Linked DNA regions of Homo sapiens: region 1 is linked to region 2. Evidence: chromatin contacts called from ENCODE Hi-C or POLR2A ChIA-PET data. All regions are on one chromosome and are shown on one strand. The core of a region is the stretch at or near the end of the contact, and the rest is flanking DNA. Distances in the headings are between cores, read along the strand shown.

Region 1 (4,515 bases), core at 629-3,128, 45 kb before region 2:
TTTGCACATGAACATCCAATTTTTCCAGCACCATTTCTTGAAAGGACTATCCTTTCTCTATTAAATAGCCTTTGCACCTTTGCCAGAAATCAATTGACCATATTTGGGTGGGTCTATTTCTGGATTCTTCATTCTGTTCCATTGATTTATGTGTCACACTTTTTGCCAATACCACTTTTTGCCAATCAAGATCACAATGTCTTGATTATTGTAGCTGTATAGGAAGTCTTAAAATCAGGTAGTGTGGACTCCCCTACTTTGTTCTTCTTATTTAAAATTATTTTGTCTGTTCTAGCTTCTTTGCCTTTCTATAAAGATTTTTAGAATCAGCTTTTTGTCATCTCAAAAAAGCCTGCCAGGATTTTAATCTCTAGTGTGTTGAATCAATTTGAGGAGAATGACATATTAATAAGATCAAGTGTTCTAATCCATGAATGCAGCGTATCTCTCCATTTACTGAGAGTTCTTTTTCTCTTATCAGTGTATTTTAGCTTTTAGCATATAGGTCTTGCAATATTTTGTTAGATTTATACCTAAGTATCTTATTATTTTTGGTGTTATTATATAGGGTTCTGTTTATTTAATTTCAATTCCTAGTTGTTTATTACCAGTATTCAGAAATAAGATTGATTTTTTTAAGTATTAACTTTGTACGCTTCAGATTTGTTAAGCTCACTCCTTATTTTCAGTAGCATTTTTGCAGATTCCTTGGGGTTTCCTATGTGAATAATCACATACTTTGAGATGAGAAAGTTTGATTTCTGCTATATGCCTCACAGTTTTTTTCTTTGCTTTATTGCACTGGCTAGGACTTCCAGTAGGAGGAAAAGGAATGATTAGAGCAGACATTTTCACCCTTGTTTTGCTCCCAATCTGACAGGCTAAGAATTCAGTCTTTCACCATTGAATATAATGTTAGCTGTTTTTTTTTTTTTTTTTCCCTGTAGATGCCCTTTATTAGGTTAAGGAAGTTCTCTTCTATTCTTAGTTTACTGAGAGTTTTGATCATGATGTTAAATGTTTCAAATGCTTTATTTGAATGTATTGAGATAATCACATGATTTTTTTTCTTTAATCTGTTAATATGGCAAATAACATTGATTTTTTATTGTTGAGCCAGCCTTGCATTTTCAGGACAAAATCCACTTGATTGTACCATCCTTTTTCTGTACTGCTGTATTTGATTTTTTAGTATTTGTGGAGGATTTTTGCATTTATAAGGGGTATTGGCAGCTAGATTTTCAGATGTTTATGAGAATAAAGTTAAAGGCAGCAAGATAGAAGATTAAGCTATTTGAATGGAATTATAACAGTAATAAAAATAATGCTCAACACTTATTAAGTGCTTCCTATATGTCAGGCACTATTCTAAGCACTTTAAATGTATTCATTTATCTCATTATCATAACAGTGCTATGAGGTAAGTACTATTATTATCCCCATTTTACAAAAATAGAAGTGGAGTCAGACAACTTCAGAGTCTGTGCCAAATATTTATTTATATAAATGATATGACCCACTTCTTTTCAGAGCGCAAGTGTAATCAAATCTCCTGCATTCTTCCAGTGAACAATTGTTCATATCCCCGTTAGTAGAAGTTCTGTATCGTTTTCTTGAAGATTCCTCCCTCTTTGCCCTCATCCAAATGATCTGAGGTCCCTGGAGGCTTTATAAGTTCAAAGTGTTTTGCCTTGCCTCCAAATCCTGAGCGAGGAATAAACTAGAAAGTTGAATCTGGTTCCTAGGACTGCTGTTTCTGTGGCTTCCCAGTGAGATATCTGTGGAATGTTGGTCCCACATAACCTAGAGAAGAATGTCCTATGCCTCTGGGATGAGGGTGCTGGCCTTGGGGGGGTCTCTGTGGGGCTTGCTTGGGCTCAGATATTATTCTGAAGGCCACCATTTGGACAGGATGTCCAGGTCTGGAGGGATTACTGGGCTCAGCCACATGTTACGCAGGGCCAGGCCATTTTCTTTGACTTCTTAGGCCAGAGACCTAGTCATCAGTAACAAAATCTTTAGATTTTTGCATTAAAATATTTCTTGTTTCTTTCGGAAAAAAAGTGAAGATGTGGTCCACTTATGCCTACATTCTTCTGCAACAACAGTCAGCGGAAGCTGAGCGAGCATTCAGTGGGCAGGGTCTCTGGTACATCCCACTTCCTGCCACTTACAGTGTTCTTGTGACTGCTTAGTCCCTGAATGCATTTGTGCTTTCAATTTGTGCCATAGGCCTTTGCACTGGGCTTGGATTCTGCGTATATTTGTTAAAGTAATATTTATCGAGTGCCAAATGCTTATCAGGTACTGCCCACTGTGAATGCAGAAGTGAGCAAAATAGACAATAATCCTGACTTCCAGGACCTTACATTTTGTTTGGGGGGACATAGCCAGTAAGCCAAATAAGCACGTTATATAATTCTTTATGTAACTGTATAATTCTAAATGTAATTTAATAAAGTGCTGGGGAGAAAAATAAAAGCAGGGATGGTAGACTGGAAATGTCAGGCAAGGCAGGGTTGAAAGTGTCACAGGTTGTTAGTGATGGCTTCAGGAAGAGGATGACATTTGAGCAAAGAACTAATCCATTTGCATATTGGAGAAAAGAACATGCCAAGCAGAGGGAACAGAGAGGCACAAGGCCCCGAGTCTGGAGCACGTTTGCCAGTTTGAGGGTTAGCAAAGAGACATTGTGGTTCCAGCAAAGTGGGCAAAGAAGAGTAGGAATAGGAGAGGAGGTGAAACAGTTGGCGGGATCCAGTTTATAGCGGACCTCTTTGGGTTTTGGAGGCAACATATTCTTCATTTGAGTGTGTTATTCCAGCCCATTTACTGAGCGACCTGCAAAGCTGCTAGTTTTGAGTGGGACCCAGAACAAGAGAAGGCTCTGCGACAGGTCCAGGCCACTGTGCAGGCTGCTGTGCTGCTTGGTCCATACGATCCAGTAGATCCATTGGTCCTTGAAGTGTCAGTGGCAGATAGGGATGCTGTTTGGAGCCTTTGGAAGGCCTTTGTAAGTGAATTGCAACACAGGCCTTTAGGGTTTTAGAGCAAGGCATTGTTATTACCCACAGATAACTGCTCTCCTTTTGAGAAACAGCTCTTGGCTTGCTATACAGTCTTAATAGAGATCAAATACTTAACTAAGGGCCACCTGCATTTATAATCACCTCAAGTTATCATGCAACCTGAGCTACGCATCATGAACTGGATATTATCTGAGCCACCTAGCCACAAAGTTTGGTGTGCACAGCAGCATTCCATTATCAAATGGAACTGGTATTTATATGATTGGATATGAACAGGTCCTGAAGGCACAGATAAGTTACATGAAGAAGTGGCCCAAATGCCCATGGTCCCCACTCCTGCTCCACTGCCTTTTCTCTCCCAGCGTGTACCTATGGCCTTGTGGGAAGTTTCCTACAGTTGTTGACAGAGGAAGAGAAGCTTGGGGGGTGTTTACAGATGGTTCTTTATGATATGCAGGCATCCTCTGAAAGGGGACAGCTGTACTACTATAGCTCCTTTCTGGGACATCCCTGAAGGACACCGGTAAAGGGAAGTCCTTCCAGTGGGCAGAGCTTCAAGAAGTTCACCTGGCCATCTACTTTGCTTGGAAAGAGAAATGGCCAGATGTATCATTATATACTGATTCATGGGCTGTGGCCAATAATTTGGCTGAATGATCAGCAATTTTGAAGGCATATGATAGAAAAATTGATAAGAAGAAAATTTGGGGAAGAGGACAGACCCCTCTGAATGGGCAAAAAATGTGAAGACATTTGTGTTCAACATAAATGCTCACCAAAGGTTGACCTCAGCAGAGGAGAGCTTCGATAATCAAGAGGATAGAATGACCCATTCTGTGATAGTAGTTGGCTTCCTGCTTTCGGATCAGACTCAGACTGGAGCTTACACCCTTAGCTCTCCTAGTTCTTGGGCCTTAGAACTTGGACTGGAACTAGACCATTGGCTCTCCTGGTTCTCAAGCTTGCTGACTGCAGATTGTGGGACTTCTCAGACTTCATAACTGTGTGAGTCAATTCCTTATAATAAATCTCTCTCTCCATATATGTATATACATATATATATATACATATACACACACACATATATATGTCTCTATATATATACCTGTCTCTCTCTATATATATCTCTCTACATATATAAAGTATATACACACAATATAATTATACATATATGCACAGTGTGTATATATATACAACACAATGCTATATGTATGTGTATATATCCTATTGTTTTAGTTTCTCTGTAGACCCCAGACTATTAATACAGACAGAGTAGAAGGAGATGGAGTAAAACAGTTGGTGGGGGTCCAGCTCATTTAGAACCTTGTTGGTTGTTGTGAGAACTCCAGCCTTTACTCTGAGTGAGAAGGGGGGAATAAGAGAGTTGTGAGCAGAGAAGTGACTGGAGTGGACTTGAGTTTTAAAGTTGTAAAAGCGTCACTCTTACTGCTGTCTTGAGAATAGAGTGTTGGAGTCCAGGGGTTGA
Region 2 (4,804 bases), core at 1,304-3,803:
TCTGCTCAGCCTGAGAACTCTCGACTGTGAGAGAAGAGGAAGAATTTGGTGAGGCACAGTCAGATTGTACGCTGAAGATGAGGTTTATTGATCTGCCCCTCCTCAAGTTCTGGGTTCTGTGAAGAAGAGTCTCTTGCCTTCCAAAGATACTCTTAAAAGAAAAGCAAGGGCATTTTTGCTGCAGTTTTCAGCTTCCTACATGTGTGATTAAGCTTTTCCTTGTTTAACATGCACCAAGAGCAAGGACAGAACTTCTCTCACTTAAGATGGAAATAAGATCTCTATGTACTTATTTCAAGTTTAACCAAGAGTTGAGTAATTGTGCTGAAAAAAAAAAAGCACAAATCTCACATTAAAAAGGTAAATGTTAGTTTTTATGTCAGAATAACATTGTTAATACACACACAAGCCTATATGAAAGCAGGAAACTAACGCATGTCTGTAATTATTTTGAGACAGCCTGCCTAAAGTTTAGCCTAATTATGTTAATAAGAAAAAATTTTTTTAAGAATTATATAAATTGTCCTAGGCCATATTTTTATTCACGTTGCTTTAGTTTGTGATTTCAATAGCTTTACTATTCAACAAAGTGTCAATACATTTTCAGGTTGTAAATACACATGTCACAATATAATGTATAACCTTTATTTAAAATATATCAAGCTACCTTTAGAGAAATTAAATTCCATTTTTTCTTAAGCCAATTATTTAACAGAAATGTATTGCATTCTCTTTATGAATTTTAAAGATGAATAGAAAGGAAAGAATGAGTAATTTCAAAACATGTAAGTTAAGTGTAGTTGCTTATTTTGCTCTGTAAAGTTTGGCTTAAAAAAGGTTTTAAATAAGGGGTAAAAACCTACTCTTGCACAGGCTATGTATTACATAACATTCACCTCTTGTACAGTAGATATTTAAGACTTTAGTCCTAGTTAAAGAAGTTTTCTTAAAAATTAAATAGGAAGGTTAAAAAAAGGAATGTGGGGGATGAAAGTTTATTCTACCTGCATACTTGGCCTGCATTAGGGTTGATATTCTTTATAGGGAGCGGGAAACCACAGAAAAAGATTAGGCTATTTGGTAAGCAAAATAGAGTGACAGATGATATTCTCTGCTCAAAAGAGCATTGACAAATTATTATTGGACTATGATATCTACAAGTTACTGGTTATGCTAATATACCAGGAGCTGTAGATAAAATATTTAGGTTCCTTGAGACCTTAAGATTATTTCAAGGGTTGGAAAGGCTAGTCTAGAGATTCTCTGGGTTCAGTTTCACAGGAGACCCACTTATCTTCTCCTGGATCCAGGGTATCCAAGTGATGTGGGGGACTATGTTGTTGAGGCTCCTATGATATAGATGCTCCGCCAGCCCCCTGTTTTCAGCCTAGGCTCACCTCCCACCTCCTGTGGTATCTGCTGCTCCACTTCCTGAGATATTCCAAGGCTGTCAGTTATGAATTAGCTTACCTCCCATTGGCTGCTGCCTCTGCCATGGCTTGGCCTTCCATAATTCAGTCTGGGTGGGCAGCCCTGGGAGAGAACCACTAAATTGGGTGATGCACTATGATTCAGTTATTTCTAACGCATTCTCAGACAGTGCTGGTCTTCAGCTCGCCCCACTCTTCGCATTCCCTCTTCTCAGACTTTGCGCTTTCCCAGCTTCCTGAGTCCATACCATCCCCTCATCTCCCCTAGTCCCCAGCCAACCCAGCCAGTGCCCTGTTATTTATTTATGGAGTGGCTCATCTTATTTGAGGATGACCCAGATTCCTTCCATCTATGAATCCTTATTTGCCAGCTGTCCTGTTACAAGCCCTGGGTAAGTTATATTAATAGACAGTGACTCATAGCACCGCACAATAATATAACCACCAGAGCCACTTAAGAGGGATGATATGAATGCACTGATTCCAGGTGGTCTGGGCCATATAATCAAGACAGCTACCTTTAGATGGTGGTGATGATGATAGGGGATCTAGTCTATTATTTTCTGGTCCCTTTGTAGAGTCTATTTATTTAAGCTTCTCTTGCCTGTATGAAATGGGTATTTTCTATTTTGTATATGAGAAAAAAGATCTCTGAAGTGTTAGCCAACTTGCATCAGGTCATAGCTGACTTGCATCAGCCAAGGCTGGAAGGGAAGTCTCTCTGATGCCCAAGCCCATGTTTTTCCACTGTCTGTTGCCTCAACTTTGATTATTTTCTGAGCAGCTTCAAGCAGGAAGAAGGAGATTTTTTTTGCCCACCTGACCATTATATTTTTACTTAGAGTTTCTGAACATTGTTGGCAATTTCTATTTCCAAATGTACTCGGTCGAATCCTCCCTTTGTAGGTGCTCATTGGCTCACAGAGGAATTGGCTGTAGTTTTGCTCACCCCTGCCAACCTCTTCCCTGTTGCCCCAGTAAGAAAGAACTGCCAGTGTTTGTACCATGCATGGACCTAATTAGTAGCTTTAATCAACCAGTACAAAGAGTGCCTTCCCTTTCCTGCTCTTGAGATTTCCAAATGTGCCTGCAGGATGGTTGCCTGTGATGCCTGGTGGTGCTCCCACAAAGGTGGGTTCCAGCTTATGCTCCTCATCAGCTCACGTGCCTGTGTCTCATGGTACTTGGTTCTAGCTGGGATGTTTTTGTTCCTCGAGGAGTCCAGGTGTCCTGTTTTTCACTCTCTGGGCCATGTGATTCCAGTGTGTTTATCTCAAATAATGTGTTCTGTTGCAAAAGGGAAAGAGCTAACATTAATTGGATGGAATTCTCAAGCCTAACATTGTACTAGCCGTTTTACATGCATTATCTCATTTAATCCTTACAGCAATCCAAGAGAGAGACAGTATTAAAGGCATTTACTGATTCATCAATAAACAGCATTGAAAATAGAGTATGTCCCGGAGTATGTTCCATTTGTGTTAGGTTGTTAAGTGCTGTGGGTACAGGGTAAATAACGGACAGTTTCTGTCCTCAGGGAACATGTAGTTAAAGGAAATTACAAATATTAAAACAAATAACTGTAAGTACCATGGACGTTGTGATGCTAACAACATGATCGGTATTATCACCGCAGTGACTACAGGCTCTATTACAATGCCCACAACTGCTCAGACGTGGTTTCCCAGTTATTCCCCATGACATCCTTTTGAGGTCTACAGTATCAAAATCCTATTTTCTGTTGAGACAACTGAGGCTTAGAGAGTTAAGTAATTTGTCCAAGATCCCATTAACAGAAATTGTTTGAGGATTAAAGAAGAAATTATGTGTAATATGGCAGGCAATGTAGCATAATGGTTATCAACAGGAAGACCCAGACTGCATGAGTTCAAATGTAAGCTGTGCTAGTTACTAGCTGCTTCATCTAGGAACAATTGTTTAACTCTTTGTGTCTCAATGGTCCCAATCTGTGAAATGGGAATAATAGTAGTACCTGCTCATAGTTATTATTCCCATGTTACAGGTGGGAAAACTGAAGCAGAAATATTAAGTCACAGGTTTATGGTCAGTGGCCAACCTGAGGCTCAGCCCAAGTCTACCTACCTGCAAAGTTAATGCTGTTACTATCGTCCTCTAGAAGAAGTTGGATTATTTTCCAGGCCATCAGAACACCAAGTTGATTCCTGGACCCCCTTACAATGGTGTCAGAGTAAAATGCCAAAGTACCTTTTGAAAGATGTCACTGGGCCTCCACCATTTGATATCTGGCCCTGGACACATTTACAAAGCAACATTTATGGGAATCTTCACTCAAGAGAAATGTGCTTAAATATAAGTGCTGGTGTGTAAACATGAATTGGCAAGTGGATGAGGAAGGAAAAAAATGAAGCTGGACAGGCCTTCAAGACAGAGAAGACCTCTGGGACTGACTGTGTGCATGACTGTGTGTGTCTGGTTGGGGTGGGGTCATCTCATTTGTGGAGAGAGCTTCTCTTCGAGATAAAAGGGACCTCTTCCTGCCAGAGATGAAAGAATGAAATGGTTTTATGCAAACGGTCCCCACTGAGAAGTGCCAGATCTCCATTAAAGGTGTCTGTCTTGTGTAACTGGTATTCAGAGCTTGACTCGCCAAGACCATTTGTTCTCTGAGGATGTCTAGAGACAATAAGGCTGGTGTTTCTTCTTGGACACACACACACACACACACACACACACACACATTTTGGCTGTGCTAGAGCTTTCAGCTGCCAACATATTCCCTGCCTGGGCTCCAGCGACAGCTGATAACCCCCATTAACATCTTGCTGCAGATGCTGGCAGCCTCACAGATCAGTCCCTACCTCAGGGCAGATTGCTGCAGAGCAGTTCCTCCCCCTTTCTTCCTCCACCACAACCCTATTAGGACCAAACATGTTTTTCCTTTTACCTCAGACATGCTTCTTCTTGTCTGGCCTCTTGTTTTTCTCCTGTACAGATTTATGAGGAGGATTCACGGAAACCCCCTGAGCCTCAGCTAGGCCTAGGGACAAGGCTAGCTTCTAGGAGGCATCTCATGGTTTGCATTCCATTCCATCCCCTGACCCTTTCGATCATGGAAGCTCACACACACGTACGAGTGTAAACCCATTGCACATATCTTTTCTAACCAGTCATGAAGTTTGGGTGTGTCTTCCTCTTGGAAATCTCTTCAAACTATCCATTTCACTTCCATCAGCACTGCCTGCATATAGACCACCACAGTATTTTGCTTGAACTTCTTCAGTAAAATCCCTAAACTTTCTCTCTGGTCTCCCTGCCTTCCCTCTTTCCCCACTGAAATTCACTCCCCCAAGTGAGCTTTCTAAAATGCAAATCTGATTTTGTGAGTCTCTTGC

What was found. A loop is a pair of places that touch in the nucleus more often than their neighbours do. ChIA-PET counts read pairs that join two places held with the same protein, here RNA polymerase II (POLR2A). Pooled maps may share reads with other maps.
Region 1: a loop to region 2 is called in a map of psoas muscle, with 5 times the contacts of the local background. The contact joins two enhancer-like sites. A Hi-C loop is called at or near these places in 6 of 168 maps with a recorded cell type or tissue (Right ventricle myocardium inferior, ascending aorta, endothelial cell of umbilical vein and 3 more) and 7 of 50 pooled maps. POLR2A ChIA-PET finds 5 or more read pairs at or near these places in 2 of 52 experiments (AG04450 and MCF 10A).

Annotation. Positions count from the first base shown.
Region 1 is chr12:105,964,514-105,969,028 of GRCh38, reverse strand. No RefSeq gene overlaps it. Among named protein-coding and RNA genes, the nearest start is that of NUAK1, 170 kb to the left of the region's middle. Within about 2 kb of position 1,878, at least 2 of the 41 ENCODE cell types and tissues checked have a DNase peak (open chromatin) inside an H3K27ac peak, as active enhancers do.
Region 2 is chr12:105,919,845-105,924,648 of GRCh38, reverse strand. No RefSeq gene overlaps it. Among named protein-coding and RNA genes, the nearest start is that of NUAK1, 220 kb to the left of the region's middle. Within about 2 kb of position 2,553, at least 3 of the 41 ENCODE cell types and tissues checked have a DNase peak (open chromatin) inside an H3K27ac peak, as active enhancers do.